Regions from separate parts of the Homo sapiens genome. Here all the other regions are linked to region 3. The links are chromatin contacts, found by Hi-C in ENCODE. All regions are on one chromosome and are shown on one strand. Each heading gives the region's core, a stretch centred on a gene start or an enhancer-like site at or near the end of the contact. The rest is flanking DNA. Distances are from core to core; before and after follow the strand shown.

Evidence for each region. Hi-C counts contacts between places; a loop is a spot of excess contacts on that map. Pooled maps may share reads with other maps.
Region 1: a loop to region 3 is called in a pooled map, with 8 times the contacts of the local background. The contact joins the promoter of SLC35F2 here to the promoter of BIRC3 in region 3. A Hi-C loop is called at or near these places in 2 of 37 single-sample maps with no recorded cell type and 4 of 50 pooled maps.
Region 2: a pooled map shows a loop between it and region 3 (5-fold over the local background). The contact joins the promoter of MED17 here to the promoter of BIRC3 in region 3. A Hi-C loop is called at or near these places in 2 of 50 pooled maps.

What each region holds. Positions count from the first base shown.
Region 1 is chr11:107,857,006-107,860,569 of GRCh38, reverse strand. SLC35F2 (solute carrier family 35 member F2) reads left to right here and starts at 1,783. Exons shown (of 8, transcript NM_017515.5): 1 at 1,783-1,912. The coding sequence starts at 1,803. LOC124902746 (a long non-coding RNA gene) reads right to left here and starts at 1,340. Exons shown (of 2, transcript XR_007062876.1): 1 at 916-1,340; 2 at 1-824. RefSeq lists a silencer at 1,658-1,967 and an enhancer at 2,188-2,257.
Region 2 is chr11:93,782,886-93,786,283 of GRCh38, reverse strand. MED17 (mediator complex subunit 17) reads right to left here and starts at 2,002. Exons shown (of 12, transcript NM_004268.5): 1 at 1,521-2,002. The coding sequence starts at 1,770. RefSeq lists silencers at 1,270-1,464, 1,466-1,595 and enhancers at 1,726-1,945, 1,887-2,181.
Region 3 is chr11:102,315,642-102,318,954 of GRCh38, reverse strand. It overlaps BIRC3 (baculoviral IAP repeat containing 3), which reads right to left and starts at 1,471. Exons shown (of 9, transcript NM_001165.5): 1 at 1,384-1,471. It overlaps LOC124902739 (a long non-coding RNA gene), which reads left to right and starts at 1,712. Exons shown (of 2, transcript XR_007062864.1): 1 at 1,712-1,869; 2 at 2,383-3,060. RefSeq lists enhancers at 170-219, 480-679, 1,481-1,840, 1,851-1,920, 825-2,024.

The DNA.
Region 1 (3,564 bases), core at 534-3,033, 5.5 Mb before region 3:
CCTCTGCCTCCCGGGTTCAAGTGGTTCTCCTGCCTTAGCCTCCCAAGTAGCTGGGATTACAGGCACACACCAAAACGCCGGGCTAATTTTTGTAGTTTTAGTAGAGACGGGATTTCGCCATGTTGGTCAGGCTGGTCTCGAACTCCTGACCTCAGGAGTAATCCGCCCGCTTCGGTCTCCCAAAGCACTGGGATTACAGGCGTCAGCCACCGCGCCCGGCCTAGGAAGGTTTCTTAATTGTCATTACTTTCCAGGAGCACAGGGCTCAGGTAGAATTCAACGTTGTCAATATGCAGGGTTAAATGAGTTGTTTACTTTACAAAAGTGACATCTTAAATGTGCTTCTAATGTCCTCTTGTTTCATAATATGCTTGTATTATAATACTTAATTAGTCTCTACGGATGACCACGTTCTTAGTTTCAAAGGTTTTTTTGAGGTTCCTGCAGCTGCTAAACTTGGGGTTCCTGAAGTAATATTTCATTTTCGAAAGCTGTTTTTTTTCTTAGACTCCTCTTACAGAATTGCCAGCTCGTCTGCACAGCCTGTCTATTTGAACCTACGTTTATTTTGACCCACCCCAACCCCCAAAGCAGGTGGCCAGGAAAAAATAAAAGGTCCCAACACCTTTTCTTTTGTTTTCTGGATCTCCTCCTTTCCGGAAGCAGGGGGTCAGTGACAGGAACTTTTCGACCCCAGCTTAGTGTCTCTTAATCCCTCTTTAGCCCGTGGAAGCCTCGGAAGGCGTGGCCAGGGCAGGGCATCCAAGCCGAGCGCCGGGGGTTGGCACCGTCTCTCTCCCTGGCACGGCGGAGACAACTGAATACTGAAAGACAAAACCAACACACCGCGAGGAATGAGCCACGCCTCCATCCACGCCACAAAGGCACGTTTCCAAGATCTTTTTAGGATCTTACCCATGTTTTGCAGGGAAAAGCGACACAGACCTGAAGCGCCTTCAGGTTTTTTTTTTTTTTTTTTTTTTTTTTAAGACGACGTCTCCCTCTGTTGCCCAGGCTGGAGTGCAAAGGCGCGATCTTGGCTCACAACCGCCGCCTCCTGGGTTCAAGCGATTCTCCTGCCTCAGCCTCTCGAGTAGCTGGGACTACAGGCACCCGTCACCACGCCCGGCTAATTTTTGTATTTTTAGTAGAGACGGGGTTTCACCATATTTCCCAGTCTGGTCTCGAACTCCTGACCTCAGGTGATCCACCCGTCTCGGCCTCCCAAAGCGTTGGGATTACAGGTGTGAGCCAACGCGCCCTGCCAGCCTTCAGTTATTTTAATGAAGCGATTTTGTACAAATCAGCCAGAGGGAGGGAGAGTGGGAGGGAAGAGGAGGGGTCAGCCAGTCCTTCCAGTTAGGAGAGTCCCGGCTCACTCACTGCTTCTAACTCACTGCTCACTCACCGCTTCTTAGCTTAGGAATCACCTACAATAACCTCGTGTCACTGTATCTTGTGATTTCAAACAAGGAACCCTAAAAACCTGAAGGCACACTGGGTGCCGCTCAACAATAAGGCTCGGCTGCCAAGACGAAAAAAAAATTGCCCTTTCTCCTCCTGCCACCCTGGAGGTGCCAGGTTGTAATCTGCAAATGTATTGTCTGGCCCTTAGGGCTTGACAGTTAATGATTGGTCGCTGAAGGAGCCGAGCGGAGGAGCGAGAGGGACGCGAGCAAGCGAGCGAGGGAGGGAGCGCAGGGCCAGAGCGGAGCCCCAGCCGGCCGCACAGGCACCGCCTCCCGTCTTCCGGGACCCGGCACTTCGGGGGTTTTGGGCGCCGGAGACGCGCAAGGGCGCCGATGGAGGCAGACTCGCCAGCGGGCCCCGGCGCCCCAGAGCCCCTCGCGGAGGGAGCGGCGGCCGAGTTCTCCAGCCTGCTGCGCAGGATAAAAGGCAAACTCTTCACCTGGTGAGTGGAAGGGGCGTGCTGCAGCTCCGCTGGGGCGTGGGGGCGGCTGCGGGCCCTGCGCGCACGTGGACAAGGAGCACACTCTCTGAGGCCCCCAGCAGGGAGGCAGAGGTGGCGGCCGCACGGACTTCGGTTCGGGGCTCAACACGCACACCAGGTATGGTGCGCTTCACCTGGCGTCGGGAAGCACTTGGTGCGTCTCCCTCGGCTCCCGTTTCGAAATCGTGGCGATGTATTTTGGAGGATTTGGGGGGAAACCCACCCTGTGGCACTATTAGGTCGGTCCTCTGGGGCGTTCCGCGGTGGAGGGACGAGGTCCCCGGGGATGCTGTGAAGGAGGAGTGCCCACCTCGGGCTGGGCAGGTGGGTGAGCGCCACTTCCTGGCGCCGGCGCCCTCATTCCATCTGCTGCCGAGCCAGCCAGACTGGGCGCGGTGATTCAAGAGTTGACCGAAGTGAGAAATCCTGGTTAAGTTTTGTGCTGCTGCCGGGTGGGAGACCAGAGCCGGCTCTCTCTTCCTGGGCCTGAGCGAGGTGATATAGCCACCCCCAGGGCTGGGGTCCAGGGAAGCCTGTTTGTGGTATCACTATGCTCTGTGCGAAGTAGGGACAAATGTTTTTAAGGAGTGGGCAGCGACTCTAGAAAGCGTTTCTGTGGTTGCTGGAGGACTTGCACTCTGGAAATGAGAGAACCCAGGACCTAAATAGTGAAAGACATTTATTGGGCACTCGCTCTGTGTCAGGTACTGTGCATAACAATTTATATGGATAATATCAGCTAATCCTCACCACTTTAGGAGATGGTACTATTGTTATATCCACTTTGCCGCTGGAGAAACAAAGAAGGCTAAGCAATTTGCCCAAGGCCACAAGATGATCTTTAAGGGGTGATGCGTTCAAGCCGTAGTCTAAACAGCGTTGGCCACTGACAACTCATGAAACAGATATTTGATTTTTTTTTCATATTAACAAAGCGAATTTCCCTTTAACGATTGTGAAAGATAGTCCTGAAAAGCCATACCATTTTAAAAACGAGATCGATAAAGGTGTAAGCATTTTTTATCATATAAATAGTTTGAAATTGATGCATGTGTTTAAAGGGGAAAGTTGGCCGAAAACCACCTTGTAGCATCCAGTTGTGTATGTCCTGATACATTTGTTAAAAGTTCTCAGCTGGGAGGCAATTCAGTGTAATGGCTAAGGGCACTCACATTCTGGACTCAAATCCTGGCTGGGTGACCTTGGACAAGTCAGTTCTCTGTGCTCCAGTTCCCTCCCTTCCCTCCCTCTCTCCCTCTCTCCTTCCTTCCTTCCCTCTCTCTCCTTCCTTCCTTCCTTCCCTCTCTCCTTCCTTCGTTCCCTCTCTCCTTCCTTCCGTCCTTCCTTCCACAAGTCAGTTATCTGTACTCCAGTTCCCTCCCTCCCTCCCTCCCTCCTTCTTTGTTCCTTCCTTCCGTCCGTGTCCGTCCGTCTTGGACAAGTCACTTAACTTCTCTGTGCTCCAGTCTCCCTCCCTCCCTTCCTTCCTCCCTTCCTTCCTCCCTTCCTTCTGCTGGGTGACCTTGGACAAATCAGTTCTCTGTGCTCCAGTTCCCTCCCTCCGCCCCTCCCTTCCTTCCTGCCTTCCTTCCTTCCTGGACAAGTCACTTCTC
Region 2 (3,398 bases), core at 753-3,252, 8.5 Mb after region 3:
GTCTATGTTCTGTTTATTGGTATCTGAAGTCTCTCCTCTATGAGCCTTCAGATACCTTTGGCCTATTTTTCCAAAGTGTCATTATTTTCTTTTCAGTCTGAAGGGACTTTTTGAATAGAGAAGATATCAACTAAATTTGTGTTATATGTGTAGAACTTCTCCCAGTCTGTCATTTATCTTTTTACTTTGCTTATGGCATCTTTTCCCATTATTTTTAAATTTTATGTAAGTAATATATCTATACTTTGTAAGGTAGGTAGGTGTGTGGTTGTGTGTGTGGATGTTAGAGTCTTGTTCTGTTACCCAGGCTGGAGTGCGGTGGCACAATCATAGCTCACTGCAGCCTTGATCTCACTGGCTGAATCCATCCTCCTCCCTCAGCCTCCCCAGTAGCTGGGACCACAGACGTGCACCACCACGCCCAGCTAATTTTTTTAATTTGTAGAGGCAGGAGCTCCCTATGTTGCTCAGGCTGGTCTTGAAGTCTGGGCTCAAGTGATCCTTCCACCTTGGCCTCCAAAAATGTTGGAACTACAGGTGTGAGCCACCATGCCTGTCCTGTTATTTCCGAAATTAAGAAGATCTATCCGACTCCCAGAATAATACAACTATTCTTTCATTATTTCTTCTAACACTTTGTTTTACTTTCTTCATTTGGCACTTCAATCCTCAAAAATTACTGTGGAAATAATTTTTGTGTGAGGTATAAAGTAGTATTTACCTTTTTTTGCAAATAGACCCCTAATAATCCTAACAGCACTGCCCTGAAATGACATCTTTAAATTCCCATTTACACTGGGTGTGCTGCATAACTAAATTAAGAATTTTGATTTTTTTTTCAAAAATCCTTGACAATAATGAGAATCTGAAACCCACTCATTATTTCTTCACTTCCCTCCTAGTCTCCTCCCTTCCAGTTTTGCTTTCCCTATAATTCATTTATTAGAAAGCATCTAGAGTAAACTTTAACAAAACCATCTCTACTTATCCTGCAAAAGCTTTCAGTGGTCTTAACACTAGTCAAACGCTTATCCCGGCCTACTGGGTTCTACATGATCTGGACCCGCCTACCTCTTGGACCTCGTCACACATTTCAGTCAAAACAGACCTCTTTTCTGCAGGTGCTACTATCATCATTCACACCGCACAAGGATGCAAAGTAACTCGCCCAAGGTCACACAGCCGGCAAGGGGCAGAGCCCCGATCTAGGGCTCTTTTAGCCACTAAGTGTGCTACATTAAAGGCCCTCTACAGAGAAGCATTCATTTAAACATTTCACGGTTTGACAGTGTCTCTAAACGCTGCCATTCAAGGAGACCCGCAGGAGTATTACGTAAAGTCGTGTCCTACCTTGTCCGGCAGCAACAAAAAGATGACGACCAAGTATCCTTACGCTTCCGCTAGAGGGACACTCAAAAGTTCTCGCACGCACAAGATCACCCCCATCGCGGGAGAGGCGGAGGCCCGCGCGGGTGCTGGGACCCAGACCGGGGGACTCGGGCAGCGGATGCAGGCCTTACCTTCCTCGTCGTCCTGGTCTGCGCTGGACCCGGCGCCCGGCCACTCCTGCGCGTCGCCCTCGGTCCCCGCCGCCTCCTCCTCCTCGGAGCCCGAACCCTGGCTGAAGTCTATCCGCTGGGCCAGACGCGCCAGATTCTGCGACATGGACAGCGGGGGCAGGTACGTCTCGGTGCCATCCAGGCCCACCTCATGGACCTGCTTCTCGCAGGCCGATTCGATGCTGATCCGCACTGCGCGCACCCCGGACATGCTGGCTGCGTCGGCCAGCGGTGGGAGGACCCCCCACGAGCCAAAAAACGAGGTACGAAGAGGAGGCTTCCCTGCGGAGAGCCGGGAACTCAGAAGCCCGCAGCCGCGGTGCCTCAGAAGACCCTCGGGAAACCGAACGCAACGCTCAGACTGGAAACAAAGGAGCTGGCCCAGCAACTTTCCCAGAACGCACCGCAAGCTCCCTCCTCGGTAAGTCTTTCGGAGCAAAACTGGGCAGGCGCGGAAGCTCCAGGGTTCCCTAGAGCGCTTCCGGTGAATCACGGTGCAGGGTGGGGTAAACTTCCGGGCCTATAAGAGGCGTGGCCGGCAGAGGGAGGGAAAGAGCGGTTTGGGAGCCGAGAGTGTGGCGGGTATATTCCTTGCTTTTTAAGCCTGCGTTTGTTTAAAAAGTGGATGAGGAAAGAAAGCTGCAGAGGCTAGAAGAGTTAAGGAAAAGGAAATTAATGGATCCTTGGATCTTAGCAATGAGAGTCCTGTTGAGAGAACTGAGATCTGGTGGCGCGCGCCTGTGGTCCAGCTACGCGGGTGGCTGAGGCGGGAGAATGGCTTGAGCCCTGGAGATGGAGGCTGCAGTGAGCCGAGATCTCACCGCTGCATTCCAGCCTAAGCAACAGAGTGGGATCCTGCCTCAAAACAAAAGTTATTTTAAATTAGCAAGAAATTTTTTAAAGAAACACTATCTGAAGAGTTAGAAATTAAGGGCATGGCTTGGGGGAAACAATCGTGCTTATCACCACTTAAAATTATACTACGTAATTATTTGGTTTCCTGTTAGTTATAACTCTATGACAGCCAATATCTGCAGCAGACATAATAGACTCTGGCATGTAGTAAGTGCTTAATATTTATTTTATGCCCGAGTAACAGAATAAATAATGTTGATCTCGCTTTTTTATTAGTGATGGGGTCCCACTATGTTGCCCAGGCTGAGTGCAGAGGTTATTCACAAGTGCTGTCAGCACGCTACAGCCTGGAGCTCCTGGGCTCCAACGATGCTCCTGCCTTAGCCTCCTGAGGAGCTGGGACTATAGGAGCGTGTCACCATGCCTGGCCTGCAAATAATATTTAAAAGATTAAGAAGAAGTGGTATAACTTCAGTCTTTGGGTCTCCAAGAACGTATTTCATTAGTAGGAATTCCACAGACAAAGATGGATTATTTTATATTACAAACCTCTATATTTCGTTTAAGGAATTATATATACCGTTTATCATGAGTGTTTGCCAGGTTTTGTTCTGACCAAGATATATCTAGGTTTTGAACTACTTTCCTAAGGTATTTAGGAAAATACGGTTGCCCTGGTGTCAGTCCCTGCTGAAGAAGAAAGTAGATGGCCGTGTGTGGAGGGGGTTGAATTTTCATGAGAGAAACCTATTTCTGGCAAGCTGTACAGTCTGTCGCCCAATCATGTTCGAGAACCACTGTACTTGCTTTTCGTGTAAATTTGTTTAAAAATTTTTTTTAACTTTATTTTAAAATCTGATTAATAGCCAGGCGCAGTGGCAGTCTAATAGTGCAGACAAAAACAAGACAACAACAAATGATTATGATTCCTAGAATAAGCAAAGCTTTTGCCACCAAGTCTTCAAGATCAAAACTAGCTGCTTA
Region 3 (3,313 bases), core at 222-2,721:
TAATGTCTCCATTTTCCCTCTCCCATTTACTCATTAAGTCAGCATCACTTAAAACTGCTTTCGGTGTTAATAACACCAATGGCTTTTTTGCTAAAACCAATGGAAATGTTTGCATCTGACACTGGGACACACTTCCTCTTAGAAATGTCCCATTCCCTGGGCTTCTCTGATACCAAGCTCTTGGGATTCTTCTTTCATTTCTAGTGGTTCCTTCTCAGATTGGCTCAGTCCCCAGCCTCTCCTCTTCTGACTCATTCATTTAACCTACCAAGAAGGCAACCTCCCCAGTCCCAGGGCTGTTGGGCATCCCTACCCTTTGGGCATGCAGCACATCCATTTTTCTGACACTGGAGGGCAAGTGTGCCTTTTCTTTCTGCCTCCCGCTAGACAGTAAGCTCTTTTAGAATGGCAACTATTAATATGTTTCATCTCTGTACCTGCCCTCCCACTCATAGCATCTGCAGAGCTTGGTATATGGGGTAGACACGAAGACTTCCCGTTGAAGAAGTAAATGACTGAGACCTGAGTGACCACAGTACTTCTATCAATTTTATATTAATGACCACAGAGTCAGCTCAGTGATTGATTAGTATCAGGCTTTGGAGTCAGACATCGGGGGTGCCCAATACCAAGCAGTCCGGTAACCAGAAGCATGACCTTGCACAAGTAAATCTCCAAGAGCCTCAGTTTCCTCATTGTCAAATGGAGATAATTATGGTACCTGCTTCTTAAGATTATGATAATTAAACGTGAAAAATACATGTAAAGTCTTCAGAGACAAACCTAGCACATAGCAGGTAGCAGTACTTAATGTTAGCAATAAATAATAGCAAATAAAGTCAATATTTAATATTATTGTTACGTTAGCATCAGGTACATGCCTTCGACAATGTATTGATCAGAGTAAGAGCACTACTAGGTTTCCATGCTGATCACCAGGAAGACAACCAAAAACTGCTGTCTTCCTACCACCGCTTGGAAACATGCGTCCATTTGCTCATTAAACGTTTTACTTCCTTCCTGTGCCAGAGCTCTGCCTTAGGCTCTGTCCTGAAATTTATTTGGCACCTGCAAAGGCCCAGTGATAACTCTTGGCAACCGAATCAAAATGCCACAACTTCACAATTCCACTGGCTCACTCCAAACGTGAAATAGAAATTGAGCACCTGGAACCTATCTAGAGCCTGCTTTTGGGCCCTGGTGTTTGATAACTGCGCCCCACCCACTGACTCTCAACCTCTGCAGCGCCCCGGGCTCTAGCCCTAAGCGCCCCTCGGCCAGCCGCTGGCACATCTCTTACACCAGGGGAGGCGCGCGCGCGCGCACACATACACACACACACACGCACACACACACACACACACACCAGCCTTCCTTGCCCACCTGCTGCCCAGAGGCCGACGACGCATGCACCAGCAAGGACAAGCCCAGTCTTTTCAAGCGACACCTGTCGCCTGGCCTTTTCCGTGCCGGAGGGCGCGAGTCTCACGCTGTCTTTTAAATGCGTCACCCAAATCCCCACCCCTATCTGTACCAGGCGTTCCGCACTCCTCCCAGTGGTTTGCATGTGCACTGGTGCTTTCCTTTTAGGACTTAGGGGAACTCCAGCGGTAATAACCACACACACTTCCTCTTAATCAGTGGCCTGGCAAACCCACTCGGGGATTTCCATGACCCAAAAGCATGACTCTTAACCGTGGCATATCTTCGCGGCATTTACTGAAAGACATTTGCTTCATTGCTCGTGGGTCAGAGGAAATCTTGATAACAACCCATATAGAGAGGACGATCATTGCTTAGCCTGCCTGGAAAAGGTCAATATGCCCTGTTCTCCACCCTCCATCCGCCATACACTTTACACGTAAAAAGGTTAGGTTTTTCAATCTTCTACTATAGCTGCAGAAGTCCAGCATTTAAAAAAAAAAAAATCGAAACTTTGTGAAATATTTCTATTTATTTTTACTTTTTGTTCTGATCAAGAAAGTAAGAGGTGAAAGGAAATGTAGGGGTATGTGAAAAAAATCATGCAGTTCTCCTTTGCAGTTTATTTTACCATTTTAAAGATTGAAATGGCTTGGTAAATTTTCTGTATGGAAATACTTTTGTTTGGTTTGGTGAGTTGTTTTTTTTTTTTTTTTAATAAGTAGGGTGGAGTTGGCTACTTAAAAAAATCCCTCCTTTATAGCCTTTGATCTCACAGGGCAGGTTTCTGAGTTGCAGTGCCATTCTCAGGGAAACCTGACATCTTTGAGTCTAATTGCACTGCCATATTTCCCTCAACGTTCTCTAAGCAGTAAATTTAAGCAACTTTATCTGAGAGCCATCCGTACCAGGGTAACAGATGGATTTGGAGAGCTCATCTGATTTTCTATCTTCCAGTAGATCAAAGACAATTACCAACCAGAGACAGAGCCCATAAAGATTATTGGAGACTTCATCGTTCTGTGGAAACAGCATCCAGTGCATTCTGCACGCAATTGGACTGAGCTGAGGCATCCTCTTGTTTAGGTGGACTTGGCTGTCCATAGCAGCTGAAGTTCCAGTTGGAATTATTTCAGAAAGACTAAGTGTATTTATCATATGGAGATTTTAATCCACATTTGAGTCTGCTTCAATCAAGACTTTCTAAGCCATTTTCAACTCACTCCTGAGATTATTGAAAATAATTTGCAGGCCTTACACATTTTTGATTATGTACTCACCAGAAGAATTTTGAAAAGCTCTGCATTCCCTTGCCCATTTTTAACTTAACATTAAAACATAAAGCTCTTGTACATGTCAAGAATCTACAAAATGTAAACATAGATATTTTCAGAAAAAATTGATAGAGCACTCTTTTAAATGTATTTGATGGATCCTAATACCATAGTAATTTGACATACATGATCATCCATGAAGCAATTATCAGGTCATCTTTAATAACTGAAAATATTTTATCATTGCCTTTTGTCATTGAACATTCCAATTCCCCTACAGAATGTTAATACATGTTTGTACTGAACATCTTTTATCATCTCTCTGTCACATATCTCTGAAACAAATACATATTAGAACTTGAAATCTATTTTTTTCTCTGGGATCATAAGGATCTAAGTGTTAAAAAAAAAAAAAATTCCTCTTTGACCAGGCATGGTGGCTCACGCCTATAATACCAGCACTTTGGGAGGCGAAGGTGGGTGGATCATCTGAGGTCAGGAGTTCAAGACCAGTCTGGCCAACATGGTGAAACCGGTCTCTCCCAAAAATACAAAAATGAGCCAAGTGTGGTGGTGCACGCCTGTAGTCCCAGCTACTTGGGAGGCTGAGGCACAAG